Regions from separate parts of the Homo sapiens genome. Here region 2 is linked to region 1. A link is an interaction called in ENCODE POLR2A ChIA-PET data of the cell type or tissue named here. Cell type or tissue: PC-9. All regions are shown on one strand. Each heading gives the region's core, and the rest is flanking DNA. Links, peaks and the distances in the headings are about the cores only. Region 1 has its middle 53 kb from the start of SIPA1L1. Region 2 overlaps LOC105370706.

Region 1 (16,426 bases), core at 6,542-9,041:
TTGTTAACAACAGACCTGCACTATGAGAAAGGTATTTCTTCAGACTATAAAAAACAAACAAACAAAAAACACATGCTGGAAGAGCACCAGAAATAGTAAATATATGAATATGTATAACAGACTTACATCATTTCAGGTCCTCCAAAAGGCAGATGCCAAGATGGACCTAGATGTGCATGAGATTTACTGAGGGAAAGCCTGTGAAGGATAAAAGGAAGTGGAAGGAGGAATAGGGAGAACCTCAGATGGCAATGTAAGTCTGACATCTGAAAAGTGAAAGGGAAGGAAGGAAGATTGTGTAGAAGTCTTACTGCAGTGCAGCTCTGAGAAAATCTTTTCCAGCCAATCAGAATCTCTGGAGTAAAGAATACCCATGAGAGGAGTTCCACATCAGTGAAGAATGGCCTGGCTCTAGTACCTCTGCTGTGCTCAATCACTGGCTGGGGCATAGTATGGTTTTGGCATGAATGCCCCAGAAGACCTGAAAGTACAGCAACTGGAAGGTATCCACCAGCTGCTCTCCTCACAGTAGGGTTCTTGAAGGGAGGTCTGAGCAACACTCTCATGGCTGCCACTAGACTAGGATTAATTTTTTTCTTATCCTATTTTTTAAAAGTCATATGACTCTGTAAAGTAGAAGTTAAATCACTGTATTGTGGGGTTTATCATGTAAGTAGATAAAATATATAGAATAATAAAATGAAGGATGGGGAGGTAAATGGAACTATAGTGTTGAGGAATTATATGTTACATTAAGTAGTACAATATTAACTCTAAGTAGGTTGTGATAAGTTAAAGATGCATATTTGTAGCCCAAAAACAACCACTATAAAAAGTAATACAAAGAAGCATAGCTAAAAAGTCAATGTGGGAGTTAAACTGGAAATGTATTATTTCCTTAGCCCAGAAAGACAGGAAAGGAAGAACAAAAGGACAAAAACAGATTAGGCAAGTGAAAAGCAAATAGCAATTGTTAGACCTATATTTGATCATATCCATAAATGCATTCAGCATTAATAGACTAAATACTCCAACTAAAAGACACAGTCAGACTGGATAAAAAATGAAGACCCACCCCTATAGTGTCTACAAGAGACAGACCTTACATGTAAAGACTCAGATTGAAAGTAACAAGCTAGATAAAGCTTTTTCTTGCAAATAGTCATGTCACTCGTGTACATATTTATGGATAAAGTCCCAGCAATGAAATGACTGAATCCAGAGAATGTGCACTTGTAATTTTGATCATGTCACCATAAATAGCGTATCAAATTATCTTTCCACTCAGTGTATGGATAGCATACCTGTCTCCACATACTCTTACCAACAACATTTTCAGATTTTTAAATCTTTGCTAATCTGAGCGATGAAAAAAAAAATCATAGCCAGGCGCAGTGGCTCATGCCTGTAATCCCAGCACTTTGGGAGGCCCAGGCGGGCTGATCACAAGGTTGGGAATTTGAGACCAGCCTGGCCCATATGGTGAAACCCCGTCTCTACTAAAAATACAAAAATTAGCTGGGTGTGGTGGCGGCCACCTGTAGTCCCAGCTACTCAGGAGGCTGAGGCAGGAGAATCGCTTGAACCTGGGAGGTGGAGGTTGCAGTGAGCCGAGATTGTGCCACTGCACTCCAGCCTGGGCAACAAAGCGAGACTCCATCTCAAAAAAAAAAAAAAAAATACCATTGCAGTTTTAATTAGCACCTCTCTTATCATTAATAAATTTTACAATAATGTTTACTTTTTTCATTTGGTTAAAAGCCATATGTAACTCTTTATGCATACAGTTTATATTCTTTGCCCATTTTCATATATGTGTTTGTTTTCTTATTGTTGTGTAGGGACTCTTTATGTGAGACATATTTCAGATTTTCCTTATTTATCATTTGTATTTAGATTTTGTTAATCATGTTTTTTGACACGGAGAATTCAAAAATTTTCACGATAGTATTTAATTGTCTTTCTAAAATGGCTTCTGTGTTTTATGTCATGTATACAAAGACCTTCCCTAGTCCATACTATTTTTTAATCCTCTGATCTTTTGGTTGCAGTGCTGTGTGGATTCAGGCAGGAATCCAACTTCTTTTTCTCCCCCTCAGACCTGATAGGTCACCAAAAGTTCTTCTTCTAGAATGCTTGTGTAATGGCCACAGATGATGAGGTGCTGTAAAGAGCCCTGGCTGAGCCATAAGGGGAAATGGAAGCTTCCTTAAAAGGCCATATCTGATCTGAGTCTTGAAGAATATGTAGGAGTTAGCCAGACAAATGAGGACTGGAGAAACGAGTCATTCGATCCAGCTAAAGACTGGAATTTGAGGGAGGAACAGCAAGAGAAAAGCTTCAAGAGCTGAGCATGGTGGCCTTGGATGCCACGCTTAGAAACTTGAACTTTATTTTTTAAATGAAGGGATACCATTGAAGAATTTTTTAAAGGGAGAGAAGGTAACATGCTCGGATTTGCATCTTAGAAAGATGATTCTGGAGCTGAGCACAGTGGCATGTGCTTTGTAAGACCTACTACTCAAAGGCTGAGGTGGGAGGATCACTAGAACCCAAATGTTCAAGACCAGCCTGAGCAACATACACACCATTTAAAAAAAAAAATGTGTGGCTGGGCACTGTGGCTCGCACCTGTAATCCCAGCACTTTGGGAGCCCAAGGTGGGGGGATTACCTGAGGTCAGGAGTTCAAGACCAGCCTGACCAACATGGTGAAACCCCGTCTCTACTAAAAATACAAAAACTAGCCAGGCATGGTGGTGTGTGCCTGTAATCCCAGCTACTCGGGAGGCTGAGGCAGGAGAATCGCTTGAACCCAGGAGGAGGAGGTTGCAGTGAGCCGAGATCGCGCCATTGCACTCCAGCCTAGGTGACAAGAGCAAAACTCCGTCTCAAAAAAATAAAAATAATGTGTAAAAGAAAAAAAAAAGAAAGATTATTCTGGTAGCAATGTGGAAAATGTACTGGAATGGGGCAAACCTAAAGGCCTACAGAGCCCTTTTAAGTGAAAGTAGCTCCTTGTGAAGGTAGCCTGCCCTGTATCTCTTGGCTGATAAGTGGTTGAACTGGGCCTGAAACCAAGTAACTGACTTTGAATTATTTCTCCATAGTTTAGACAAAACAACAGACAATTTTAAGACAAGGGTAAAACCTGTCAATGAGTGGTTTAAAGTGTGCCTATTTTAAAGCTCAAATCTAGTGTACTTGAAATCCAGTAAACTCATCTGAAACCTGAGCGTACAGCAATTTCTAAGTCAGTTCAACTATAGGATCTCCTAGTTGGAAGGAAGCCCAGAGGTCCTTCTCCCACCCAGGACAGGAATCCCTTCTAAAACACACCCAACAGATGGCTTAAGGCCCCCTGTGTGAACACTCTTCACCTTCAAAGGGGAGCTCACAGGCCTCCCGTTCCTCTGCTGGTCAGATCTAAACTTAGAAAGTTCTTTCTCATGTTGAGCCAAATTCCTTCTCTCTGTAACTTTCACCCATCAGTCAGCAATGTCTTCTGAGTCCTCATTCCTCAAGGGAAAACCATTAGGTTTAGAGACAGTAGGCAGTAGGAAATGCTATGGTGGGGCTATGATAAAAGTTTACAATGTTTAAAACATGCCAATGGATGCCCAACAATGTGAATGTAGTTAATGCCATTGAACACTTAAAAATGTTTACAATGGTAAAGTTTATGCTATGCATATTTTGCCGCAATTAAAAATTTTTAAAAATACTTTTCAAATATAGTAGAATGATATGCTGACCAATTAAAATAACATGGCAAGATGCTTTGAATGTTAAATGTCTGTGGCTCTTCAGAATGACACTGGGTTTTTATGTCGCTTCCTCTAATTCATTCTTGTTTTTCACCTCATAACATTTTCATAGTTTACTCCCATCCCTTCTGTCTTTCAGCCAGGGTCTCAGTCTACCTTTGAGAGCCAGGTTGTTTTTCTCTTTTTGGCTGCCTCTAAATCAATCTTTATTTTCCTTCCTTCCCTTCCCTTCCCCTTCCTTCCCTTTCCTTTTCTTCCTTCCTTCCTTCCTTTTTTTTTTTTTTTTTAATTTGACAGAGTCTCGCTCTGTTGCCCAGGCTGGAGTGCAGTGGCACGATCTCAGCTTGCTGCAACCTCCACCTCCCAAGTTCAAGCAATTCTTCTGTCTCAGCCTCCCGAGTAGCTGGGACTGCAGGCACACACCACCACACCCGGCTAATTTTTGTACTTTTAGTAGAGACGGGGTTTCACCATATTGGCCAGGCTGGTCTTAAACTCCTGACCATGTGATTTGCCTGCCTTGGCCTCCCAAAGTGCTGGGATTACAGGAGTGAGCCACCACGCCTGGCTCCTTCCTTTCTTCCCGTTTTTTTTTTTTTTTTTTTTTTTGAGACAGGGTCTCACTCTGTCACCCAGGCTGGAGTGTAGTGATGCAATCTCAGCTCACTGGAGCCTCAACCTCCTGGGCTCAATTGATCCTCCCACCTCAGCCTCCTAAGTGCCTACACTATGGGCATGACCCACCACCTCCGGCTAATTTTTTTATTTTATGTAGAGACGGGGTTTCATCATGTTTCCAGGCTGGTCTCAAACTCCTGAGTTCAAGCAATCCACCTGCCTCAGCCTCCCAAAGTGCTGGGATTACAGGTGTGTGCCACCACAGCGCCTGGCCTCCCTCTAAATCTTGATGGTTTGTTGGATCATCTGAACTTGCTTTTTTAAAAAAAATCTAAATTGGGATCATTAGCTCAGTTATTTCAGGGCAAAAATTATGGCACTTTGAACCCAATAGTCCCATGTTGCCAGTTCCACAGTTCTAGAGAAGCAAAGATTTTTTTTTTAAATTTCCATTCTTAAGATCTTAATCTTTGTTGGAAGAAGTCCAAAATCTTCAGATCTTAATCTTTGTTGGAAGAAGTCCATTTTTAAAACAGGAATCTGAGAGAACACTCATAACCCAAAGCAATCAATGATAATAGTGACATTTTTAACTGGCTCGTCTTGTTAATCCATTAACCAATTACCTGGTTGTAAGACTAGCTTCATTTATGTGACTTTAAAATTTTTGGTCTACATAAGACATTTTACCGTAAAATTCTTGCAGTGAGTTCACCTGAGTTTTTCTGTGGCGACAAAATCAGTCATGACCTCTGCTCATCAAACAGGGTAATCCTTGCTGTGCTGCTGCTCCTCCCAGCAGTTGGGACCTCAAGTCTGTGGGATTGCTTTGTGCCCCAGCCATCCTCAGCCTCATTAGTTCTGTGGCAGCTACTGTAGCCACAGCCTCAGGGATGTTTGTTTGTCATTTACAGAGATAGATAATTTGAGTGAGACAGGATTAACTAGCAGACATCTAACATAACAATTGACCCTCATTTGGCAGAGTATGTCAAAAATTTAAAACTTTAAATTGCATGCAAAATGTAACAACATCTTCAATGTTAAATAAAGTTTTCTATGAAAAATACCAATTTTGTATTTGAATAGTTCTACTGCTTGTTCCTTCCTCAGCTTTCTTTCCCTTTTAAAAACTAACATATGTACCTAAGGGAGATGAAGGTGATTTTCTGTAATTTCTATTTCTCAAATTATATAATATTTTTGGTAAACCTTGATTCTTTCTGAAACTGTATTTTTAGAATATACCATAAAATAGATCCTTGTATATCTTCCCTATAAGGTCTTGTTAAGTAGTATGTTTTTTTGAAAATTGTTTAAAAATGACTTTCAACTTCTAGTAATGGCAGAACAGCTTGGTTGGACTAACCCTCCTATAAAAAACAGTTATAAAAACTGGAAAAAGTGTTTAGAAACAAAGAACAATTTCAATATACTGGAGATTTATCAAAAACAAAGTGGTGAGAAGTTCACCTTTAAAGGCAAAATATATGTTGTGAGATTTGCAAGTCTGCAACTTTTTTACCTGTGTGCACTCACTAATCCATTGTCTTGAGTTGTCATGGAATCAGATTGGCTAGAATTAAGGGGGAAATCCTAGAAGGGAATTACTGCAGGTACTGTGAGACCCAAAATCTATCTTTAAAAAATCCACCCAACTTCTTGACTGGTCCAGAAATAGAAAAAGAGAAAGAGCGAAACAAAAAAGTAGCAGCTGGAAGCTGACCTGAGCAGAGAATTCAACTGCTGCTAACTGCAGGGAGACAAAGTTTGGAATTTGAGTCCAGCCAAGTTGAGAAGATTACTCTTCAAAGGAACATAATGGAACCCAGAGTTTCTACATTGTAGTATCCATTATAACCAGCATTCAACTAAAAATCACAGAATGTGCAAGGTAACCAGAAAAATGTGACACATACTCAGGGGAAAAAAAGGAACCAGAGATGACCTAGATGTTGCTGTAATAAATAGACAAGACTTTAAGGCAGTCATTATAAATATGTTCAAGAATTTAGGAAAAATTTGATCATAGCAAATAAACCTGGTGGGGGAATCACAGAGGAGAAATAGATACTATTTAAATAGAAGCAAATGGAAATTTTATAGCTGAGAAGTACAATAAGTGAAATGGAAAATTCATTAGATGCTCTTAACAACATCTTGGAGGCAGCTGGAGAAAGAGTGAATGTGAAGATTGTGAAGATAGATCAATAGAGATTCTTCAATCCGCAGGATATAGACAAAAGTCCCAAATATTTGGAAATTAATCAACGTTTATTTTTTAAATCCATGATTTATTTCACAAGGGAAAGTAGAAAATATTTTGAATGGAATTATCATTAAAATACAAGATATCAGAGCTGTATGATGCAGGTAAAGGAGTGCTCAGAGGAAATGTTATACTTTTAAGTGTCTATATTAGAAATGAAGAAAAAAAACCATTTATTCATCAATTGATGAATGAGTACATAAAATGTGCTATGTCCATACAATGGAATATTAATCAGCAATAAAAAGGAATGAAGTACCAACACATACTGTAACATGGATGAACCTTGAAAACATTAGGCTAAATAAAATAAGTCGGTCACAAAAGACCACATATTATGTGATTCCATTTATAGGAAATGTCCAGAATAAATGAATCTATGGAGACAAGAATTAGATTAGTGGTTGTTCAGAGCTGAGGGACGGGTGGAGTGATTGATAAAGGGTATACGGTTTCTTTTTGGGGCGATGAAAATGCTCTAAAAAGTATTTGATATTGGTTGCACAACCCCATGAATGTACTTAAAATTGTTTAATTGTATACTTTAAATGGGTGAATTGTATGGTATATGAATTATATCTCAATAATGCTGTTACTCCCCAAAATTATCTGAATTTTTGACATAAGAAACTAGAAAGAAAGTGAGCAAATTAAACCCAAAATAAGTAAAAATTAGGAAATAATAAAGATAAGAGCACAAGTCAATCAACAAAAAAACAGATGAAAAATAAGAGAATATAAATCAAAAGTTAATTCTTTGAAATGGTTAATAAAAGTAGTAAACACCTAGCAAGACTGATAAAGAAAAAAGAGAAAATATAAATTACCAATAACAGAAATTAAATAGAAGATTTCAGAAAAAATCCTAAAAACATTGTGGTGATTGCATGACTGTATAGATGTTGCAAAACTCATTAAATTGCACATCTAATGTGAGTGAATTTGGTTGTATAGAAGTTATACCTCAATAAAACTATAAAAGAATAAATCAGTGTAATTCATTTGATTAATAGAATAAAGAAGAAAAACTATATGATTATATCAGTTGCTGCCAGGTCTCTAGGCTTCAAGATAGAGGACTCTCTACTGGGTTAAATCAGTTTATTTCAGACTGATCTAAGTCTCTGTCTCAATCACTTGTTGATAAGAGCGCCCCTGTGTTTCTCCACAACATGAGATCGTACCTCTTTCAAGGGCCAACTTACCAAATCCCATCAAGTTTCCCCATACTCTGTAATGACCACTTCAGCCCTGCCCTTACCCAATTTTCTTAGTCATTTTAAAAGGCCGAGGTGAACCTCAAGATTTTCTTGTGTGGGCAATTTCTGTCTTAGCAGGGTTCTAAGAACTAGGCAATGACTAATAGCTACTGCAGTTTGTTGACCTTGTTCCAGCAAAATCTATACTATAAGCACAGGTCATTCCATTCAGGGGATTATTTTTCTCCTGCAGTGGTTATGTGTTATGACAAAACGAAGTTCAATACCTAATTGTGCGACTGGGCAAATATCCAAGAAGCATCAAATAGGCATAGACTAGGACCTGTGGGAACCTTCCCTCAGGTCCATGACAAAGAACAAGAAAAACTTGAGATTGTCTTTAAAAATGCAACCTGAAGACACAGTTACTTCTTACTTAGCAAGGGAAAGAAAGGTGAAAATAAATTACCTTTGCTTCTGTGTTATTCACACTGCTGGAAACCATAAAAAGGAGGCTTCATTATAATTCTTGAAGGTTCTATTAATATTAGTGGATAATATAGTTTTGTGGCTTTCTAGTGCTACAAGCTTATTCTGAGCAATACTGCCCTCAACCAATTTCTGGCGCTGGCAATGTTAGGGCTTCTGGGCAGAATCTTGAGGCAAGATAGAAAAATTTTTCCATGTTTCTCCATGTGGGTTAAAGACCCAGTGAGAATAAATAGCAAAGAAGTAGAGTACAGAGTTTAAGAAAATAGATTTGATATCAGGCAAACCTAGGTTTCAGTTTCAGTTTTGCCGATAATTAAACATGTGGCTTTGGAAAAGCTGTTTAACCCTTCCAAGACTTAGTTTCTTCATCTCTAGGATGGGCATAATACTACCACCTACTTTACAGGGTAGTCAGAATTACATAAAATAATTATTGTAAAGGGCATTTGACAGTGTCTGACAAAGAGTGAAAGAACTTATACTACTATTTATTTCTTCATATTTACATATATTTTATGCTAGGGGAATTGGCACTCAGGTATGTTGCCAGTGAGAATATAAATTGGTACAGTTTCTTTGGAGGTTAATTTGATAGTTTATGTTAAATTTTTAAAATCCCATAGGCTTTGATATGATTCCGCTGTATCCCCACCCAAACCTTACCTTGAATTGTGGTTCCCATAATCCCCACGTGTCATGGGAGGGACCTGGTGGGAGGCAATTGAATCATGGGGCTGGTTACCTTCATGCTATTCTCATGATAGTGAGTGAGTTCTCACAAAATCTGGTAGTTTTATAAGATGCTTTTCCCCCCACTTCGCTCATACTTCTCCTTGCTGACACCATGTGCAGGACACATTTGCTTCCCCTTCCGCCGTGATTGTAAGTTTCCTGAGGCTTCCCTAGCCATGCTAAACTGTGACTCAATTAAACCTCTTTCCTTTATAAATTACCCAGTCTTGGGCACTTCTTTATAGGCAGTGTGAGAATGGACTAATACAGTAAATTGGTAGCACAGTGAGTGGGGTGCTGCTGTAAAGTCACCCAAAAATGTGGAAGCAACTTTGGAACTGGGTAACACACAGAGGTGGAGATAGTTTAGAGGGCTCAGAAGACAGGAAAATGTGGGAAAGTTTGGAAATTTCTTTTGGAACTTCCTGGAGACTTGTTGAATGGCTTTGACCAAAATGCCAAAAGTGTTATGGACTATGAAGTCCAGGCTGAGGTAGTCTCAGACTGAGATGAGGAACTTACTGGGAACTGGAATAAAGTTGATTCTTCCTATGCTTTAGCAAAGAGACTGATGGCATTTTGCTCCTGACCTAGAGATCTGTGGAACTTCAAGCTTGAGAGAGATAATTTAGGGTATCTGGTGGAAGAAATTTCTAAGCGGCAAAGTGTTCAAGAGGAAGCAGAGCATAAAAGTTTGGAAAATTTGCAGCCTGACAATATGATAGAAAAGAAAAACCCATTTTCTGGGGAGAAATTCAAGCTGGCTGCAGAAATTTGCAAAGTAACAAGGAGCTGAATGTTAATCATCAAGACAATGGGGAAAATTCTCCAGGGCATGTCAGAGACCTTCACAGCAGCCCCTCCCATCACAGGCCCAGAGGCCTAGGAGGGAAAAATGGTTTTGTGGGCCAGGCCCAGTGTCCCCCTCCTCTATGCAGCCTCAGTACCTGATGCCCTGAGTCCCAGTTGCTTCAGCTCCAGCCATGTCTAAAAGAGGCCAAGATACAACTCAGGCCATTGCTTCAGAGAGTACGAGTCCCAAGCCTTGGTGGCTTACACATGGTATTTGGCCTGTGGGTGCACAGAAGTCAAGAACTGATGTTTCAGAAGCTCTGCCTAGATTTCAGAAGATGCACGGAAATGCCTGGATGTCCAGGCAGAAGTCTGTTGCAGAGGCAGAGCTCTCATGGAGAACCTCTGCTAGGGTGGTGAAGAAGAGAAATGTGGGGTTGGAGTCCCCACACAAAGTCCCCACTGGGGCACTGCCTAGTGGAGCTATGAGAAGAGGATCACCATCCTCCAGACCCCAGAATGGTAGATCCACCAACAGCTTGCACTGTATGCCTGGAAAAGCCATAGACACTCAAGACCAACCATGAAAGCAGCCAGGAGGTGGGCTGTACCCTGCAAAGCCACAGGGGCAGAGTTGCCCCAGGCTGTGGAGCCCATCTCGAGCATCAGCATGACCTGGATGTGAGACATGGAGCCAAAGGAGATCACTTTGGAACTTTAAGGTTTAATGACTGCCCTATTGGATTTTGGACTTGCATGAGGCCTGTAGCCCCTTTGTTTTGGCCAATCTCTGCCATTTGGAATGGGTATATTTACCCAATGCCTTTCCCCCACTTATATCTAGGAAGTAACTAATTTGCTTTTGATTTTACAGGCTGATAGGTGGAAGGGACTTGCCCTGTTTCAGAGGAAACTTCGGACTTGGACTTTTGAGTTAATACTGGAATGAGTTAATACTTTGGGGGCCTGTTGGAAGAGCATGATTGTGTTTTGAAATGTGAGGACATGAGGCTTGGGAGGGGCTGGGGGAGGGACTGATATGGTCTGGCTGTGTGCCCACCCAAATCTCATCTTAAATTGTAGATCCCATAATCCCCACATATCTTGGGAGGAACCTTGTGGGAGGTAATTGAAACATGGGGATGGTTACCCTCATGCTGTTCTCATGACAGTGAGTGAGTTCTCATGAGATCTGATGGTTTTACAAGGGGATTTCCCTGGCTTCACTCATACTTCTCCTTGCTGCCACCATGTGAAGTAGAAAATGTTTGCCTTCCCTTCCACCATGATTGTAATTTTCCTGAGGCCTCCCCAGCCTTGCTGAACTATGTCAATTAAACCTCTTTCCTTTATAAATAACCCCGTCTCAGACAGTTCTTCATAGCAGCATGAGAATGGACTAATATAGCCTTCAACCCTGCAATTCCACTTCTAGTTGTCCATATCAAAGAAGTGTTCATATGTGTATATTTAACTCTAAAAAACTTGGATTTGGTACACTGATAAGCTTAACAAACATACCTATAGACAACATTTCCCCTGTGTCCCATACCATGCCAGTATGAACTGGAAGAGTAGCTTTATTAAAGAATCATAAGCAGCAGGTTTCTTAAACTTCCAAGAAAGTCAGTCATTATTCCCTGCTATTTAAAAAATGCATATTATATAAGCCTTAGATTGTAGAATAAGGAATCTTAGAAATAATGTAGTTTTACTATCTCCTCTTATGGATCAGAAAACTTTAGGCCCACTGAGGTAAAGCAACTACCTCTGGTTACCCAACTAGAAGATGACAGAGCCCCATATGTCTCCAAACCATACTGTGTCCTTTATACTGTCCAAAATTTCATTCTTCCTTATTTTCAGTGTGGCAGGCATAGCTAGTTGTTTATCCAATATCTATTCTTCATTTTTTCCTTCATAAGAGTAAAAAATAATAGCTTACCCAAATGCTCTTATAGCCAGACCTAGTTCTGGCCAATGAAATGTAAATGGAAGTCTATTGGGTGGGGCCTTTCAGGAAAGCTATATTTTCCTGATTTAAAAAGAGAAGGATCTTACTGGCATGCAATTTCTATGCCCTTCTCCATGTTTTCTCTTGAAATGAAGACATGATATGTGGCATGTCAGCAGCCATATTGTCCCTATGATGACAAAGCCACACACTAAAAGCTAGTAAGGCAGAAATACAGGAGTCTAGGGCACTGACGACATTGCACGGCCCCTGGATCAGCCTTGGACTGGCTACCTCTTGTCACTTTTTGTTATGCTGAAAACATAAGCCCCTTTTTGGTTAAGCCACTGTAATTCTATTTTCACTTTCCTTTTGTTTCCCAAGGAGGACGGAGGCTGGCGTATCAACTCTGCTATATCTAAATTCATGTTGCCTTATTCATTCCTGTTTCAGAGGAAGAAGAAATCATCCTTCCCCCACCCCAATTTAACAATTTCCATCACTTTCTGCTTCTTTCCATTTCCTTCTTTACTTAACTCACTGTATCTTTTCATACCCTACTCCTAGCTCTAAAAACATCCTTTAACTTTGTCTTCAGTTTCCCCTCCCTTACGAAATACCATTCCTTTGTTTCACTTCACATCTAAAATTCTTGGGAGAAGAGACTCCAGAAGCCTGCCGTTTCTACTGTAAACAAATGAATTATGGGCCGGGCGTGGTGGCTGCTCATGCCTATAATCCCAGCACTTTGGGAGGCTGAGGCAGGTGGGTCACCTGAGGTCAGGAGTTCAAGACCAGCCTGGCCAACATGGTGAGACTCCATCTCTACTAAAAATACAAAAATTGGCTGGGTGTGGTGCTGCATGCCTGTAGTCCCAGCGACTCAGGAGGATGAGGCAGGAGAATCGCTTGAACCCAGGAGGCAAAGGTTGCAGTGAGTCGAGATTCCACCACTGCACTCCAGCCTGGGCAAAAGAGCCAGACTCTGTCTCAAAAAAAAAAAAAAAAAAAAATTATGAATGCCCTAACCTAAGGTCTACTCCACAACTCACTTCATCTGAACTTTTGGAGCCTTTGCCATTGTTGACCCACCTTTCCCCTCTTAAACTCTGACCTCTCTTGACTTCATGACACCATTTTCTCCTACCTTCCCAACCTCTGACCCAGGTTCCTTCTGTGGCTCCTCTTTACCTGCCTTTCCTTAGGTGCTAGGGTCCTCAGGTATCCTCCTAGCCTCTCACCTTCTCATTCTATGCCCCTCTGAAGGAAGCTTCTTTCACTCTCATGGCTCCAATTACCTTGTATTTGCTAATTTTCTCCAAAACTACTTATGTATCTCCTGCTGTTGTTGGCTTCCCCTCCCCCCGAACTTCAGATCAATATTTTTAATCACCTTGTGGATACTCTCCAACTTCTCCTGGAACTTCAAACTCAGCACATCCAAAGCCACAATCTTCCCATCCTTGACTAAACCTGTCACTGCTGTATTTCCTGTCTCAGAAACTGATCATTGTGCTTCCAAGCATCCAAACCACTACAATCAACACACATATATTCCTAAAAATCAGTGTATTGGACAAACTTGATCAATAAAAAGCACAGGATATATGGGAAAAATGGGCATAACACTCAAAAACATCATCAATGGCACTTAAAAGTGGTAGAACCTAATGAAAACAGTAGGATGGTCTTACACATGTTAAATGGTTAATAAAATAATAAAATACATAAATAACACAATAAACATGGCACTGTAAAAAGACCTGAAGTTTGCCTGTGGAAGAGGGTGTCAGAAGAGCTGCAGTTTGTGTATTATTGTGAATTAGTGGAAGGAGGATTACCAGAAATCAGGCTAAAAGTTGTAACATCAGGTGTGGATGGATGTAGCTCCTGACACACACGGTGAACTGAGGTAACTGCTATATGTTTGTTTGAGGTGTGTGCACCGTGTGTGTTCTGTGTATTTTTAAACTGGGTGCAGTTTTCTTCATACACTTAGTGTTTCTTGGAGGACAAATATATGCATAAGTATTCTGAAGTTCAGATTTCACTCAAATTTTTCTCTAATTATCAATAGGACTGGAGCAAATTTAAACTTGCAAAATAAGCTTTACAGTCAAACTGATGGTATCTTGGAAAACTCAACTGGTTCATCCACAACAGGCACTTGGTCACTAATGCCCATGATTTTTGCTCCTATTTATGTGTTTCTTCTTCATTCCTGCCATTGCTGCTCCAGTCTAGATGCTCACTACCTCCTTTCTGTACTATTGCAACAACCACTTCATGCTCTTTCCACTACAGTGCCTTGTCTTACCCACATTGGTCAGGGGCTTAGGAATGCCATACCTGTAATGGTGTCCTGGGCCAGCACCAATGAGTGAGGGCTTCTATTGTTTGACCAAGCTATGATACACGATTCCTGAGCCATTTGCTCACTATAAGATGGGCAATTGTAGCCTCAAAAAGGATTGTTGTGATGATTAAAGAGAGAATCTATGGCAACCATCCACATGGCTTCTAGCACATAGTAGACATTTGATAATAGTTGTTCTTGTTCCCCTTTCCTATTTGTTGCTCAACTAAAAATATGATTTAAAAACATTAAAAATATAAACAGTGACTCTGTATTTCCTGTAGGATTAAGCCAAATCACTTGAGAAAGGCTTCTAAGACCCTCTCAATCTGTATCGAACATGGTTTTCAGCCTCATGCTCTTTATCCCCAGTCCAAGTCACTTAATTTTTAATACCTTCCCAACTGTTGCCTCCCTCCCTCACCCATAAAAAACAAACAAACAAACAAAAACCTTTGGTACACCCTCTGAACTCCCACCACGTAATGTACAAATACCACTCATACAGCATCTCCCAGTCCTGTGTAGCAGACTATTTGTCACCCAGCAAACACCCAGGGCCCCCACCCCATTCTCCTTTACTAATATGCAGCAGCTCTAGCCTGGATTAGATGCCAGTACACACAGAGCAGGACAAATCCAAGACTATTACAGAGAAGAAGAATGGGAACTTTATGTAATGCACATGATACCTGCCCTACCTCTGAACTACTTTATATTTTATACAATAAATATCTTGTTGTTCAGGCCACTTTGACCTAGGTTTTCTGTCACCTGCAGTGGAAAACTGGTATTAGATTTATTTATAAGTCTCACTCCCTGGTAATGTTGAGAAACCCACAGGTCTTCAGTTTTATATCCTCAGCACTAAGAAGTACATGACACATACTAGATGGTCAGCAAATATTTTTTGGAGGGATGGATGGGTGGATGGATGAATGGGTGGGTGGATGAATCTTCTGGCATCCTGCCTATTATACTTTCCAGTGTTTACCTCCTTCTCAAATATCCTGCTAACCATGGAATCTTAGCATTAGATAAGAAATAAAGGGAAGGCAAGGTGTCTAGACAAGAAGTCCAGAAAGCAATAAAATAGAAAAGCAGCCAAGAATTTATACTGGGAGTGCCTTAAGGTATCAAGGGAAAGAACATGAGCCTTTTCCTGGGGACTTTGTTGCAGGGATGTGGAGTGGGGGATGTTTCTATTGGCCACCCAACCCTCCTCCTTTAGCTTCAATTTCCCCTTTCACCAGAGCCTCAACACCAACACTTCAAGCACAGTTGTATATTCCACAGGTGAAGGGAGGAAGTGGGAATCCACTAAACCAACAAAATCTGGAGATATAGCCTTCTGATGAACTAGCCAGATACAGGGAGAGAGCATAATCATGATATGGAACTGCTACGGCTTGAATGTGTCCTCTCCAAAATTAAGGTGTGCCCAGTGTGATGGGATTAAGCAGTGGGGCCATTAAGAGGTGATTGAGGTCATGAGAATTCCTCCCTTGTGAATGGGATTAAGGCCCTCATAAAAGAGACTTCATGCAACATTCAGCTAGCTTGCTCTTCTGTTCTCTGCCATGTGAGAACATGGCATCCCTTCCCTTCAGATGATGCAGCCCTCACCAGACAAGTGAACCTGCTGGCACCTTGATCTTGGATTTCCTGGCCTCCAGAACTGTGAGAAATAAATTCCTCTTGATTATAAATGGATATAAACAGGTATTCTCTTATAGCAGCATAAAATGGACTAAGACTTTTCTATAGAGTAGTTGCTATACATAAGGCATTCTCTCAATTTGCCTGCATCATCTCATTTGGTCCTCACTGCCACTCAGTAAAATAGGAACTATGACTTGCCCCACTTGACAGATGAGAAAATTGGAGCTTCAAGTTTAGATAGTGTACCCATGGCCAGTAATTGGTGAATGTAACTCCAGGGCCTAGCATATAGTGCTCAGAGAAATGGATGCAAAGCTGCCTTCCAAGTGTCTTTCTCAAATATTTTTAGTCTGTTTCCTGCTGCTATAACAGAATACTACAGACTGAGTAATTATAAAGACAAGAAGTGTATTTAGCTCATAGTTCTGGAGGCTGGGAAGTCCAAGGGCATGGTGCCAGCATCTGGTGAGGGTCTTTTTGCTTTGTCATAGTATGAAGGAGGGCATCACATGGTGAAAGGCAAGGAGCAAGAGAGATGGAGAAAACTCGCTTTTATAACAAAGCCACTCCCTCAATAACAAACCCC
Region 2 (16,426 bases), core at 5,556-8,055, 59 kb before region 1:
GCTGAGATGCTAGGCATCGTGATGAGTGCAACTGACAGACAGGACACATGGGAGGCATGTCCTTAGACACCCCTGGAAATGGCCGGGCACGGTGGCTCACACTTGTAACCCCAGCACTTCGGGAGGCTGAGGCAGGAGGATCACTTGAAGCCAGCAGTTCAAGAACAGCCTAGGCAACATAGTGAGACTGCATCCCTACCAAAGCAACATAAAAATTAGCCTGGGAGTGGTGGCAGGACACAATTGTAGTCTCAGCTACTCTGGAGGATGAGGTAGGAGGATGTCTTGAGGCCAGGAGTTCAAGACTGCATTGAGCTATGATTGCACCACTATACTCCAGCCTAGATAACAGAGCAAGATTCTAACTCTAAAAAAGAGAGAGAGAGAGAGAGAGACCCTGGAAACAGCTGGGGATGCAGTGAGAGCTGAAATCATAGTAATACATGGGTGGGAGCATTTAAGCCAGGAGATAATTGGGTTCCATCAGCAAATATTTATTCTGGGCTTGATATGTCAGATAAAAATTATTAAAACATTATCCTAGGCCTAGGATAATAAGACACACATAATAATAATAGCTAACATTCATTGTGCTGGGATAACTACGTATAGGGACTGTTCAGAGTGCTTCTACAGGCATGAAAACACTTAATTTTCAGACCAAATCTATTATTCCCATAGTATTTGTTAGGGTTCTCCAGAGAAACATAACCAATAGGATGTATATATATAGAAGAAGATATTTATTATAAGGAACTGGCTCACACAATTACAGAAGCTGGCAAGTCCCGAGATTTGCTGGGTGAGTCGACAAGCTGAGACCCAAGAGAGCTCATAGTTTAGTTCCAGTCCAAGTCCGAAGGCCTGAAAACCAGGAGAACAGGTGAAACAGTTCCAGTTTGGAGGCCAGCAGGCCTGAGACTCAGGAAGAGCCAACATTTCAGTTCAAGTCCAAAAGCAGGGAATAAAGCTAGTGTCCCAGTTCCAAGGTTGTTAGGCAGGAAGAATTCTTACTTGGGAGGTCACCCTTTTTGTTCTATTCAGGCCTTTGGCTGATTGAATGAGGCCCTCACACATTAGGGAGAGAAATCTGCTTTATTCAGTCTGCTGGCTTAAGTATTCATCTCATCCAGAAACATCCAGAATAATATTTGACCAACTATCTGGGCACTCCATGGATCAGCTAAGTTGAAACATTAAAATTAACCATCACAGGCCGGGTGCAGTGGCTCACACCTGTAATCCCAGCACTTTGGGAGGCTGAGATGGGTGGATATCTTGAGCTTAGGAGTTTGACCAGCCTGGGTAACATGGTGAAACTTTGTCTCTACCAAAAATACAAAAAATTAGCCAGGTGTGGTGGCACACACCTGTGGTCCTAGCTGTTTGGCGGGGCTGAGGTAAGAGGATTGCTTGAGCCGGGTGGTGGAGGTAGCAGTGAGCTGAGGTCAAGTCACTATACTCCAGCCTGGGTGACAGAGCAAGACCTTGCTTCAAAAATAAAATAAAATAACCATCACAAATTGGTTCTGGGGCAATTTCAGAGCCCAGGCAAAAAGAAGGGAGTGGTATCTTCTACCTTAGAGGTGGAGAGAGGTAAACCAGAGAACATCAAATAAAAACGTCATGCGGAAGGTGCCATTTGAGCAGAGCCTTGAAGAACAAGGAGCATTTTGACAGGTAGAGACAGGAGGAAAGGACAGGATAATTAGAGGGGACGGTGTGAACCAAGAAATCAAGGAAGGAAAGAATGCAGCAGGGGAATTCCTCAAGTGAGGCAAGTAGGGTGATGTGGGTAGTAGTGTCCTGGGCTGTGTCCTTGAGAAGTGGACTGTGATGGAGATGAATGTGCAGGGAGTCTGTTGAGTGCTCCCCGGGGTAACATCTGGGGAAGGGGAGCAAAGGAGAGGGGAAGAGAAGGGAAGGGGGCAGGATTGGGCAGGAGAAGTTGGGCTGCAACTGTTGATGCAGTCTCCACCAAGGCCTCAGCTGACCTCTGAGGAGCTTTGGAGTTGCAACTCCTCAGAGATTTCCTGAGTTAGGGCACAGGGCTCAAGAATTTACACTCCCACACTGATGTCACGGAATGCAGGCTGCTCTGGGAAAGGGTGTGATGTTGGACAAAGTGAATCCCTTCAGCTGAGACAATTCCCAAAGAGGGCTGACAGCTCAGGGTGGTCTGCTAACAGCACACCCAGCAACGGGGGAAATAACTGCTGCAGAGGGATCTAGGGGGCCCCTCCCTGCATCCACTGCAGGTGGATTAAAGGACGAGGGGTGCAGTGGATGTTCAAGAGCCAAACCTAGCATATCCCGGGATCCAGCACTGGAGATCCCTGTGAGCCAGTGCTGGGGACAGAGGGTTTCCTGCTGAGGGAGACAGGGAACCACTGACAACTGTTGAAAAAGGGAATGACAACTCAGGACTCTTCATGCTTTATGAAGATTAATCGGGAAGACTCATGTAATTCCTAGACATGGATGAGAAAGCCCACGGGAATGTGCAATAAGAACCACAAGGACAGAGACCTGGGCACGCATTGCAGAAACGGGTGGAGGAAGAGTGAGGGAAAGCGATGGAGAAGGAGCAGACAAGAAAAGGAAAGGAAAACTCTAGACTGAGGGTAAAGTCCACAATGCTGAAGAGTGGCCAAGCAGGATGGGCACTGAGGGGGATAGCGTGTAACAGGTCATCAGAAGGCTCTTGGCTGGGCGCAGTGGCTCACGCCTGTAATCCCAGCACTTTTGGAGGCTGAGGTGGGCAGATCACAAGGTCAGGATATTGAGACCATCCTGGTCAACATGGTGAAACCCCATCTCTACTAAAAATACAAAAAAAAAAAAATTAGCCGGACATGGTGGCATGCACCTGTAGTCCCAGCTACTCAGGAGGCTGAGGCAGGAGAATCGCTTGAACCTGGGAGGCGGAGCTTGCAGTGAGCTGAGATGGCGCTACTGCACTCCAGCCTGGCAACAGAGTGAGACTCTGTCTCAAAAAAAAAAAAAAAAAAAAAAAAAGGCTCTTGGTGACCTTGCAGGAACAATTTCAAGAGAGCAACAGGGCCAGATTCAGACAGCATTGGATCGAAATAACTAAAGCAGCCACTCCATTTACTCAACACCCACCATGTGCCACGCACTGTGTTGGGAGTTTTGTGTGTGGAATTTCATTAAATTTTCACAACTCTACAAAGAAAGTATGATTATTTTCATTTTATGGATGAATACACTGAGAGGCTCAGAGAGGTTAAGTCACTTGCCCAAGCTTACACAGCAAGTTACAGAAAGAGATTGGGACCCATTGAGAGGAAAGAAAGGGGAGGCAAAAAGTGCAGGTTACTCTGATAAGAGGCGTTTCAGGTAGAGAAGGAGAGTCACCAGGGAGGAATGCGCATTTGATGTAGCTGGTTTTTTTCTTTTATGTGGGAGAGACATAAACAAGTTTACAGGCTGAGGAGGAGGAACTTGTAGAAAGGAGGATGTTGAATAATTAGGAGAGGGGAGATAATTTATGGAGCAAAGATATGGCAGGGAGGGAAGGGATCAGGATGCAGGAAAAGGGATTTTCCTTAAACAGGAGACAGGAAGGCAAGGTCAGGAAGGACAGTGAGGCCCATCCAGTGGCCCTTATTCCTCCTGTGAAATCTAAGAGGAAGGTAGAGAGAGAAGGTCCCTCACAGCCCCCTCTGTGGGGCTTGAGAAGCAAGGAAGGCTTGAGGTGGCTGCTGGGAGCCTGGGAGTAATGCAGGGCAGATGAGCCCCTAAGTTGGGGCTTAACCCAGGAGGGTTCTTAGTTTCATCCAGGAAAGAATTCTAGGGTGAGCCAGTGGTGTTAGACAGCAACTTTGATTGAAGCAGCAGTGTGCAGCAGCAGGAGAGCAGGGCTACCCCTAGGCAGGGCAGTGCACCCAGAATGGCAGCTCAGAGGCAGTTCTGCAGTCATGTGTATACCCACTTTTAATAATATGCAAATTAAGGGGAAGATTATGCAGAAATTTCTAGAAAAAGAGTGGTAACTTATGGGTTGTCAGGTCATTACCATGGAAGGGCTGGTAACTTCCTGGTGTAGCCATGGCAATGGTAAACTGACATGGCATGCTGGTGGATGTGTCTTATGGAGAGGTGCTTTCGCCTCCTCCCTGTTTTAGCTAGTCCTCAACCTGGTCCAGTGTCTGAGCCGAGCCTCCAGAGTCAAGTCTTGCCTCCTACCTCAGGGAAACCTGGGGCCATAAAAATGTGCTAATACCACTGGGCCATGTTGTGAGCCTTGTCTGGGAATAGGGAGTGGGGACTTCTAGGGAAATTACCTGAGAATCATCAGGTGAGACTGATGAGTTTGGACATTCACTACCTCAGGAGGGCTGGTTTGAAAACCCAGGAGGCCCACCTCTGGTTCTGTTCCTGACCTTGCAATGATAGGATGTTAGGCAAACCTAAAAACTCTTGGGATTTCCACTATCTCACTGGTAGAGCCAGGGACTCATTAGCCTGGATTAGGAGTTGATGAAGTTGGAGAAAGTTGGCTAGAGACTCCCTGCTGCTCATGGAAAAAGCAGTGTATGTTACTAATGGCACCACCCACTGCCTGTAAGAGCAGATATTCATGGTAAAGCAAATTCCCTAAGGTCCATACAATTGTTTCCATGGGGTGCAGTGTCCAGTGGGAAATGATGAGGCTCTGTGTCCAGGATACCAGGAGCCCAGCCTGACGCTGCCTCTAAAAGCCTCTGTGGGGCTTTGGCTAGGTCATTGCATCTTCTGGCCTCAGTTTCCTCTTCTTGGTTTATGACAAAGCAGACACTTCTCAGGGGGTCGATTTCTGGCCATTTGGAATAGAGGGCAGCTTCACATTGTCTAGTGAGGGAGCTGCTCCTTTCCAAATAGGAAGGAGAAGAGAATCAAGAGTGAGTTTCTTGGCCAGGCACAGTGGCTCACGTCTGTAATCCCAGCACTTTGGGAGGCCAAGGCGGGTGAATCACTTGAGATCAGGAGTTCAAGACCAGCCTGGCCAACATGGTGAAATCCCATCTCTACCAAGAAATGCAAAAATTAGCCAGATGTGGTGTCCCGTGCCTATAGTCCCAGCTACTTAGGAAGCTGAGGCATGAGAATAGCTTGAACCAAGGAAGCAGAGGTTGCAGTGAGTCAAGATCGCACCAATGCACTCCAGCCTGGGTGACAGAGTGAGACCCTGTCTTAAAAAAAAAAGAGTTGAGTTTCTCATCTCTTCTCCCCAACCCAACAGTAAGCACAAATATCACAGATTTTCAGAGAGGGATCTGTGTGAACTCATCAGCCTAGTGACTAAGGCTTAGCATGGGTGCTGCAGCTGTGCATGGGCACCCATCATCAGACACAGCCTTCTGATCACTTGATATGGTTTGGCTGTGTCCCCACCCAAATCTCATCGTTAGCTCCCATAATTCCCACATTTTGTAGGAGGGACCCAGTGGGAGATAAATGAATCATGGGCATGGTTTCCCCCATACTGTTCTCTTGGTAGTGAATAAGTATCACGAGATCTGATGGTTTTATAAGGGGAAACCCCTTTCACTTGGTTCTCGTTCTCACTTTGCCTGCCACCATGTAAGACCTGCCTTTGTTCTTCCCTTGCCTTCCGCCATGATTGTGAGGCCTCCCCAGCCATGTGGAACTGTGAGTCCATTAAACCTCTTTTTCTTTATAAATTACCCAGTCTCGAGGACGTCTTATCAGCAGCATGAAAACGGACTAATACATCACCTCTCGTCACATGCTCCAGCCTCTGCACAAGGCTCTGTTGTTTCTGTTCTCAATCCCAGTCCCCAGTTAGTCCCGAAGCTGAGAGCTGGACACAGGCTGTTGCAGTGGCTGAACCTGAACAGAACCAGAGCTGCTGGCTCACTGGCTGCAGGCAGCTTGTTCTCTGCCCTCTACAAGGATCTGGGATTTATTTAGCCTGTTTCCCTGGCAGCGCTGGTTACAGTGGCAGCATCTGCTTCCCCAGGAGGCTGAGTGAGTCACAGCCACCTACGCTAACCCTTGGCACAGCACAACTCTGTTCTGCTGGGGACCACTGATAATAAGCCAGCAGGAAGATGCTGGAACACAGGCTCGATGCAGACAGTGCACTGGGCATGGGGTCCTGGGAAAGGCTTACCTACCTCCTCGTGCAAAAGAGGTTAAGGCTGGAGGCTGAGTTAACCCTGGCACGCTCTCCCTACAAGAGCTGTTAAGTCTGCTTAACAACTTAACAAAGTGGCTCACCTCAGCTGCTGCCAGCAGCTACAAGGTCTCATGGGAAAGGCCTGCAGGATTTTGGACTCCAAGTCCAGGCCCTCTTTTCACTATGCAAGGATAAGCCCTCAAATTTGTCTTTCCACGGCCACCTCTGCACCCATATTGGCCCCTGGTTCCTTCTGGCTCTCAACCCCAGGACCTTCTTTTAAGACATCGTCAGTCCCTCCTCTGGGCAGCAGTCCTCAAAACTGTATTCTTTCCCAGGCCCACCCCTTCCTGAAACTTTTATTTCCTCCATCTTGTCTCCCCTTATCATCTGGGTAATCTGAAAAAAATTAGTTGATCCCATGTTGTTAATGACTAATAACAGGTTATAGCGCTAGTCTCACAGGTGTTGCATTTACTCTTGACTTTGAAAGCCAGAGAGAACATCAGTCGTATGCAATGGTTTCTCCAAATATAGTCCCTGGATTTGTAGCATCAGCTTCATCAGAGAGTTTATTAGAAATGCACATTCCCAGTCCCCACTCCAAACAAATTACATCACAGATTCTGGGGTGGGCACTGACAATCTGTTTGAATCAGCCCTCCAGGGGACTCAGATGCACGCCACGGTCTGAGGACCCCTGGTCTAAGGAAAGAGATCTATAGCAGTGTATTCTCCACCCTGTGGGGAATGGAGAATTTTTGTCCGTACTTGTCTGGATTCACAGTACAGCTGCAAATATCTCTCTGTTTCATGCAAGCCACACTGAAGAGGCTTGAGTAGGCAAAGACCCCATTTGCTCCAACTCTGGGGGTTTTCCTATGTCCTTCCTCCAGATTGTTTGAGTCGCATGGAAAGAAACTGGTGTTTTTTTCATGTGTGGAAAAGGGCAGCATTGCCTCACCTGCCACAGAGAGGGCTTTAGGGATAAAAGGAAACCCACCCATTGGAAATGAACAATCTAGCCATCCTGTTTCCTAAGAGCTGAGGAATTCAAGCAGAGGGAAAAGAGACTGATAATATTTATTAATCAATGTGAATTACTCTTTCTTCTATCAATTCTTTTTGAACATTTACAGATTGCTCCTATGCTGAGCCCCACGGCCCCACCCTCAGATAGCTTACAGGAGAGTGAGACCATCAGTCAGAATGGGTTGGGCTATGCCATGGTAACAAACAACCCCACAGTCTTGGGGCCTTAACATAACAAAGGCTCATCTTGCAAATGCTTCATATCCAATGAGGGTCTGCTCTGCTCCACAAAATCACTCAGGGGCTCAGGGCAATGGAGAATCCACTATCTTGCAGCTGCCCTAGTCATTGCAGCAGGGGAAGAAACAGCTGGAGGTGGTCAGGTGCTCATCCAGAAGTAAATTCCAACACTTCTGCTTACATCTCACTGGGCAGAATCAGTCCCATGGCTTTACTAACTCCAAGGAGCCAGCAGGTGTATGCCAAAAGAGAGAAACATGGATATAGTTGGATATTAAAAGACTTTACCACACTAAGACCACTCATTTATTCATTCACTTATTCTTGAATAAATATTTACAGAATGCTTACCACATATCAAGCATTAGGCCAGACCCTGGGGATATAGCATCCCCAGAGCCGCTGCCTTTGCACATTAGAGACAGCCATTAATATTACATTGGTGCAAACAGTGCCCCCTGCAGGTGTGCAACACAGGAGCCCTGCTGTCTTTTATTTTTCCTGTTTATGTTATGTTTTATCATTACTATCTATCTTCCCCACCAGAAAGCAAAGTGAGAGAGCTGAGATTTTGTCTGAGTTGCTCGCTGCTATATTTCTGGAGTTTAACACAGTGCCTAGTGACCTCAATAAATATTTAAGTAAATGACTGAAAATGAAAAATTATTGACTATGTTCCCCATCAGTCCCTGCCTTCATGGAGCTTATAATCTGCTGAGTCAGGAGTTGTGTAAACAATTAGCTGAAGTATTGAGAAAAATCACGCACTAGACAGAGTGAAATACAGGTCAAGTAAAAACCTGGGCCACGTGCCTTGGGAGCGTGAAAAAGCCGGGGATCATTTTTGACCATGGGTAGGATCAGGGAGATTAACCTTGTTTTACAGGTGAAAAATGAAGATCCAGAGAGGCTTGCAGTGGGCCTGCCCATCAAGGGGTGAGCAGCAAGGCAGGCAGAAGAATCCTGCCCTACCTCTTGTTTTGGTATTTTTTCTTCTCCCTACACTAATAACTAACAAAGCTTTATATAGTCAGCCTTCCCTACCTGCTGGGTCCGCATCCATGGACTCAACCAATTGCAGATTGAAAACATTAAACAACAACAACAACAACAATAAAAATAATACAATTTAAAAAATCAATACAGTGTAATGACCATTTGTATAGCGCTTACATTTTATTAGGTTTTAAAAGTAACCTAGAGATGATTTAAAGTATATGGGAGGCTGTGTGTAGGTTATATGCAAATACTACACCATTTTATATTGTGGACTTAAGCATCCTTGGATTTTGGTGTCCTGGGGTGAGGGGGTCCTGGAATCAATCCCCCTCAGATATCGAATGATGACTGTATTTGTACAGCACTTTACCATTTTCCAACAGCTTTCATATACTACATATCTATAACTAGTCTTTAAGGATTAAAAGCCTTAAAAGTCTCTCTCTAGTCCCCACCCCACCATCCTATACCCAGCCTCAGAATTTGGTCCTCTTTTGATGTCTCTTTGCCTCTGGGAGGAGATGTGGGATGTGTTTCGTTGTGAGGATGGAACATCCAGTTCTCCCCGCCCTGCCCTACCTCCCAGCACTTGTCCCCACGCCTGCTCCCCAGCTGCCCAGAAGCACCGCATAGAAGAGGCAGCTTTTCCGAAGGGCATCTGCAGAGCACATGGGAGGGCTCTGTCCCAGCTGTGGTGGACAGAGAAAGGTGGAGGATGTCTCAACCAAAAACTTCTTCCCCTGCAGGCAAGAAAAGGGCTCATTATTTTCACTTGAGCTCGCAAGTAAAAACAATTACATAAGCTTCCCATCTGGCTTCCAAAGCACTTTTGAAACAATTCCATTGCAAGTCCTTTCATTTTATGGGGGCTCTAAAGACAGGGCACAGTTAGAGGTTATCACTGGGAATCTTTGTCCCAATGTGTGGCCTTTGTCCCCTCCTGCTGCCTCACTCCTCTCTCTCTGTCCTTTCCTCTCCCACATGTCTTCCTTCCCTTTCTGCAAATCTGTCCTCCATGAGGGCTCAGCCAAGGCTCTATTCAGTCTAACAAGCATTTCCTTAGAGCCCACTCTCCACCAGTCCCCTGGTTGGTGCTGGAGATTCCAGGATGGGCAGGACAAAGACAGAGGCTCACGGAGCTTAAAAGGGGTGAGGCCCATTCATGACACCCACTGGAGATGCCTGCTTTCATCCTATTCCACCTTCTATCCTCGCCCTTTCACAAAATATCTGTCTTCCTGAGATTCTATCATGAGTCAAGTAGTGAGCTAAGGGTTGACATGCATTCTTCTTTTTTTCATTTTTAGACAGTCTCACTCTGTCACCTAGGCTGGAGTGCAGTGGCACAATCTTGGCTCACTGCAACCACCGCCGCAATTCAAGAATTCAATTCAAGAATTCAAGCAATTCTCCTGCCTCAGCTTCCCGAGTAGCTGGGACTACAGGTACGTGCCACCACGCCTGGCTAATTTTTGTATTTTTAGTAGAGACAGGGTTTCACCATATTGGCCAGGCTGGCCTCGAACTCCTGGCCTCAGGTGATCCACCTGCCTCGGCCTCCCAAAGTGCTGGGATTACAGGCGTGAGCCACCATGCCCAGCCGACATGCATTCTTTCATTTCATTTTTTACAACAGTTATTCTCTTATTATGCCCATTTTTAGATAAAGAGACTATGGCTCAGGAGGTTATGTAAGTTGCCCAAGGTCACACAGCTAGGAAAGGGCCCAGCCAGCATCCCCGCTACACAGCCTGCCTTCCAGCCCCATCCTCCTCCTGGGCCACGCTGCCTCCACCAAAATGCTCAGAATAAAAAGAACAAAGAACAAAGAACAAAGAACTGGACAGAGCATTAGCACCATCTCTACCACTCCTCTCTTTTGAGAGTTGGCTTTTTCTTTTTTAAATTGGCAAGTAAAGATTGTATATATTTATGGTATAAAACATGATGTTTATATATATATACACACACACACACACATTGTAGAATGGCTAAATCAAGCTATTTAACGTATGCATTACCTCACACACTTATTTTTTGTAGTGAGAACACTTAAGATCTACTCTCTTAGCAATTTTCAAATATACAACATATTGTTATTAACTATGAGAGTTTGCTGTAAAAAAAAATCTAGTGATTCTTTCTAAAAACAAAGGACTTGTGTACCTTAGAGATCATTGTCTCCTCATGTCCCTGAAGTTTTAAAAACCAGATGTTTTGATCACTCCTTTTTTTTGTTTTTTTTTGTTTTGTTTTGTTTTTGTTCTTTGAGACAAGGTCTTGCTTTGTCACCCAGACTAGAGTGCAGTGGCTCAGTGGAGCAAACGCAGCTCACTGCAGCCTCCACCTCCCTGGCTCAAGTAATTCTCCCATCTCAGCCTCCAGAGTAGCTGGGACTACAGGTGTGTACCACCACGCCGGCCTAATTTTTGTATTTTTTGTAGAGATGGGTGTCCCACTATGTTGCCCAGGCTGATCTCAAACTCCTGGGCTCAGGGGATTTTGTATTTTTTGTAGAGATGGGGATCCCACTATGTTGCCCAGGCTGATCTCAAACTCCTGGGCTCAGGGGATTTTGTATTTTTTGTAGAGATGGGGATCCCACTATGTTGCCCAGGCTGGTCCCAAACTCCTGGGTTCAGGGGATCTGCCCGCCTCGGCCTCCCAATGTGTTGGGTTACAGGTGAGAGCCATTGCGCCCAGTCTTGATGACTTCTTTACTCCCTAGAGAGCAGAGAAACCTTTCCTGCCTAGCCTGTGGCCTCGGTCTTAGAAGTCATCTCTGGAGTCCAGCAAGCCTCACAGATGCTGGGCTAGCTTTTCACATCCTTTGAGGTGGTTTCAATGATCTAAGTAAGAAGAGGCACACACTGCCAGTTTACTGCCAAGCTTCACTCTTAGCCCTCCTTTACCCTACAGTGCTCTGGGGAGGGGAGGAGATGGCAAAGACCCTCCCCAGGGAGGTTTCTGAAAGGTCACATCCAGCACTGGAAAGCGCTGGAGGGTGATGTGTTGGTCTCAGTGTAACCTGCATTTGCATGTGGATTTCAAGCATCCTCCTAAACAAGCCAAATGTCCAGGAATGGATAGACTCCACAGTAAGATTTTGTGATTTTGGTGTCTAAAGCTGTCTTCATTTTTTTTTTTTTTATTCCACCTCGTCCACCCACTCCAGCCAGCTGAAATTCCCTGTGCCAAAAGTATGGAGAGAAGATGTCAGGAACGTGTGAGAACTCCCCCAGACGGTCTTTTGGAGTCACCCTGCCCTCCAGACAATTTTGGTGCCGGCTGCCTCCAGGAACCTGACTCTCTCAGTCTCTTACTGTTTCGCTCCGTGGGTCAAGTCTCTGCAAAGCCTTCACGCTGAGCCTTGCCTTGCAGGCAGCCTTTGTGAGGCAGTCATCATGGCTCAGCTAACTGCAGCAGGAAGAGGCAGACATGGAGCTAAAAGCACAGCAGCTGGGATTCCAGGAAAGCAGGAAGTTCTGCAGTTAGCATCAGGTTAGTCTACCAGCGAGAGTGGAGCTGGGTCATAGGCCCAGGTTGAGGGTAAGGACCCTGAGATGGTTTGGCTGTGTCCCCACCCGAATCTCCTTTTGAATTGTAGCTCTCATAAGTCCCACGTGTTGTGGGAGGGATCTGGTGGGAGACGATTGAATCGTGGGGGTGGTTTCCCCCATAGTGTTCTTATGGTGGTGAATAAGTCTCATGAGATCTGATGGTTTTATAAGGAGTTTCCCCTTTTGCTTGGCTCTCATTCTCTCTTGCCTGCTGCCATGTAAGATGTGCATTTTGCCTTTGATTGTGAGGTCTCCTCAGCCATGTGGAACTGTGAGTTCATTAAACCTATTTTTCTTTATAAATTACCCAGTCTCGGGTATGTCTTTATCAGCAGCATTAGAACAGACTCATACAAACCCCCGTCTCTGAGAAGTCCAGTCCTAGAAGGACCGAGTTACTGGGGCAAGACTCATATGGAGCAGGGTGAAGAACAATACCTTGCTGCAACAATCCAGATGGGCATTTTATTGTCTCATCCATGGCTTTTTTTTTTTTTTTTTTTTTTTTTTTAGAACTGGGACTTCATGTCAGAGTTGTAGAAGCAACAATAGTAACTCAATGCCAAATACTGGAAAATTAAAGCTGAGCTACAGAAATGTCTCCAGCTAAAGTCAGGCATACTGGACACCCTTTTTCTAGGACTAACTCCCCAGTTAGAACACACCCCTCACAGTTACTTTCCCCACATGTTCCCACCCCAGTAGCTCCCATGGCTACTACAGAATCATCAGCTATTTTGGGCCCAAGGTGATTGGCCCAAGGGTGACTTGTGACGAAAGATAGGCCAAATCAGGGCCCTTTCCAGAGATGTTTAGACTTGGGGCTCAAGTCTTTGAGACAGCTTCTCCCTGGTGACTATAGCAGACCCTGTCAATGTCCAACACCTGTCCCCTCATCATTGCTGACTCAATGTGACATCCATCTGTTCTGACGTCACATGATACATTCCCTTTACTGGATTCTCTGCACACTCTATGGACCAACACGTTCTTCAAATAGTTAATGTGCCATTAATAATCTGATATTCCTGCTTCCTTTCCACTTACATTTTGCTCTGTTAAATGCCAAAAGATCAAGAATAATTTAGTCATTTTTTTCCCACTGGGTTTCACATAGCTTCTTTCAGAGCAGTCAAAAAATTCTTACTTAATTTTGAAGCAAAAGAATCCCTGAAACTCTATAGCCCCTCCCCAGTATCTAGAACCTTTCCTGGGATTTGGAGCTTCTGAGTGGCCCTTTTTAATACCAGACACCTGAGCCAAACCTTAGTTAGTTTCAGTAAAAGCTCCTCAAGCTTGAAGTTAGGTGAACTTCCAATAAGCTGTCTTCCCAAAGAAACAGATTTAGCTATTTTTGTGCTACGCACTTGCTTCATCTAGTAGATTATAAACTTTTGGAGGAGAAGAAATGAGTGTTAGCTATCTTTGTATTCCTTGGCTCAGTACCTTACACTGAGTAAATATTTAATAAGTACAACTTTGCTACATAAATGAATCATTCAATCACATTCCCTGTGTTAAGTATAAAATTAACGATTTAAGCATCATGAATCAAATAGATAACCCCACTAGGATATATCTTAAGTTGTGCTGTTATAGACCTAATGGGTGGTTTTATAATGGACCCCCAATATTAATAAAATTCAGCAAAACTAATTGGCACTTTACTTTTGCATATAGCACACCCAACTGCTAAGAGCTAAATTTCCAAGTATGTATCCTACATAGGGAAAATCTTTTACCTTCCCCATCAAAGAGTGTTTAACTCATTGTTGGTGAATAGGGAAGTCTCTCCGGCTAAGCAGAAATGGAACCTGCCCAAGGGCATGGAGGAGACACTTTGAATGATCAGGGAGTATTTGGTCAGTCTGGCATAGGCCAATGTTCAATTAGAAACAAGAGAGAGCCCTTCCTACCGCCTCAATCCAGAAAGCAGGGGTCATGGCACCCCTGAAAGATGCTCTGGGGAGAACCCATAGGAAGTGGATACAGAGAGGTCCTGCTGTGTGGCAGATCCAACAGGACACGAGTAGAGACGGAATAACCCCACGAGTGACAGCTCTAGGGACAATGTGGCTTTCCAAAGGCTTGGGACCCAGGGTTACTCCAGCTTCCCACTTCCTGCTGCACACAGACCCCCACCCACAGCAGGCCAGGCCCCCCACGTGAAGTCTTCATACAGCCCTCAGATTTTTGTGAAGGGAGAGAAGACAGTCCACTCTCAGAGGAACACAGGGACAGGGCACAGAAATTCCCACCCCTTGTGGGCCAAGAGAGGAAATTAGAAGGCCCGAGGCAGAGAAACACTGTGCTATGCACCTCCACGTTGACTCTACTTCCAGGCAGGCAGCCTGGGTGAGAGGTACACACACACATAGATGAACGTGCAGGATGCTGGGGTGGCTCAGTGGAAGCACAGAGCTGGGGAGAAGCCTCTGCTCCCCATGGTCTCTCCGGGCTTCAAGCCTTCCCAGCTCTATCTGGTACTGGGACAGGTCCTGCTGCTGGAGGCCATCCGTGGTTCACCCAGTGTCCACTCCACCATCCAATGGTAATGGCACCCTGGTTTTCCTCTGGGGACCCAGCCTTTCCCCACACTCAGTCCTCGTGACCTCGTCTTCCTGCTCTAGAAATAGACACACATGCCCTGTGCTGGCCAAACAGTGGGTTCCATCTCCCTGGCCACTGCACTGATTTAAGGGGAGGACATGTGACCAAAGCTCAAATGGTCAGCCCAGCGTTCATGGCTGGAATGGAGGAAAGAGGCACCCTTTTTCCATGGGGTGAGGCCAGAGATTTGGGTTAGGGGTGGGGAAGTGAAGGGCATTGTGTGGGGAGTGGGTGCCTGAGAATGAAACCAAACAGGGAGGTCAAGGGAACAGCACAGCCTTGGCTCAATCCACTATGTCAGCCAAGAAACCTGCTGTGCTTAAACCGGATTAGGTTTTCAGTGCTTATAACTAAATGAGCTCTTCATTTGAATACAACTGCTGATGGTCCTCCCATTAGAAAAGAGAACAAAAGGGGCCGGGCGCGGTAGCTCCCACCTGTAATGCCAGCACTTTGGGAGGCCGAGGCAGGTGGATCATGAGGTCCGGAGATCGAGACTATCCTAACATGGTGAAACCCCGTCTCTAATAAAAATACAAAAAATTAGCCAGGCGTGGTGGCAGGCACCTGTAGTCCCAGCCACTCGGGAGGCTGAGGGAGGAGAATGGTGTGAACCCAGGAGGCAGAGCTTGCAGTGAGCTGAGATAGCGCCACTGCACTCCAGCCTGGGTGACAGAACGAGACTCCGAGATTCCGTCTCAAAAAAAAAAAAAGAAAAGAGAACAAAAGGGAGGAACAAGCCCTGTGCCACTGAGTGACATTACCATGGTGGCAACTTTGAAGGGTCCCCGTTTCATGCCTTTCTCTTTTCTCCTCCAAGAGCATTCGCCACCCAGGCAATACTCCTTTGAGAGGCAGCCTGTGAATCCCAACAACCAGGGAGCGCGCCACTTTCTTCCCCACCCGCCCCCTTGCGTCATGAAGTCCGATGGTGGAGCAGAGGGCTGTGAGTTTTAGACTTTTCATTCCATAGACCAGAAAATTGCTGAAATTAGTAGACATTTGAAGTGGCTCTTCCTCAAGCCCAGAAAAGATTTCTGCTGTTGCTATGTTTAAAAGCCCAGCAGCAAGTTGTTTTGGCTTGTGTCTTATTGTTATATAATAAACATGATAAGCTCTGTAAGCTCTGAACATTGGTTGCAAGGATGAAAATAGAGGCCTCACAATAATATGAGCCCTGGAGATGCTTTGTAGAGGGCGGGGGGAAGATAATAGTTTTCTGTGAGTGTTCAAATAGCAATGTGTGTAGTAGATTCTAAATTGCTATGTAAATTCCCAAAGGAAACAGTAGGGGAAAAAAGAAGAAGGTTATAGATTAAAAGGAACAGGTTATATATTAATGCGAGGGAAAAATGTAATCAACAACCACATGAGAGCTATTTTTAATAAGACGGGACCCAGGAGAGGTGGACTGATCTATTGTAGAAAGGAGATAAGCTTTCTACGCTATGTAACAAATTACTATAAACCTAGCGGCTTAATGAAACACAAATTTGTGATCACCTAGGAGCTCAGAGCAGTCCCCAGTAACAGCCAGCAAGAAAGTGAGGCAGAAGTGCAGGTGTGGTGTGGCTGCGTTCTCTGCGTAGGGTCTCATAAGATTGGCATCAAAAATTTAGTTGCTTGTGGTTGTAGGACTGAGTTGCCCACCTCCTGCTGGCTGTTACTGGGGACTGCTCTGAGCTCCTGGAGGCCTCTCCTATTTTCTCATCCTGTAGCCCTCTTATAATGTAGCTATTGGTTCCTTCAAGAAAAATCCCTCTCATGCTTCCAATCTCTCTGACTTCTTTGATCTCTAACCTCTACACCCTCTTTTAAAGAGTTCACTTGATTAGGCCAG

The links. ChIA-PET counts read pairs that join two places held together with the same protein. Peaks named below come from ENCODE experiments on the same cell type or tissue, not always from the same donor. Only the 100,000 strongest peaks of a DNase experiment are listed, where the experiment ranks them.
Region 2: POLR2A ChIA-PET joins it to region 1 with 5 read pairs; 2 of 35 experiments call an interaction of 5 or more read pairs at or near these places.

The regions. Positions count from the first base shown.
Region 1 is chr14:71,259,240-71,275,665 of GRCh38, forward strand. No RefSeq gene overlaps it. Among named protein-coding and RNA genes, the nearest start is that of SIPA1L1, 53 kb to the right of the region's middle. RefSeq lists an enhancer at 8,213-8,262. In PC-9, for the core only: no CTCF peak of the experiment used is centred there; a DNase peak (open chromatin) is centred at 7,972; H3K4me3 peaks cover 331 bases.
Region 2 is chr14:71,201,026-71,217,451 of GRCh38, forward strand. LOC105370706 reads right to left here. Exons shown (of 2, transcript XM_011537452.3): 2 at 15,292-15,849. The coding sequence ends at 15,292. Among named protein-coding and RNA genes, the nearest start is that of SIPA1L1, 110 kb to the right of the region's middle. RefSeq lists an enhancer at 11,289-11,338. In PC-9, for the core only: a CTCF peak has its summit at 7,861 (motif pointing left); DNase peaks (open chromatin) are centred at 5,966 and 6,596.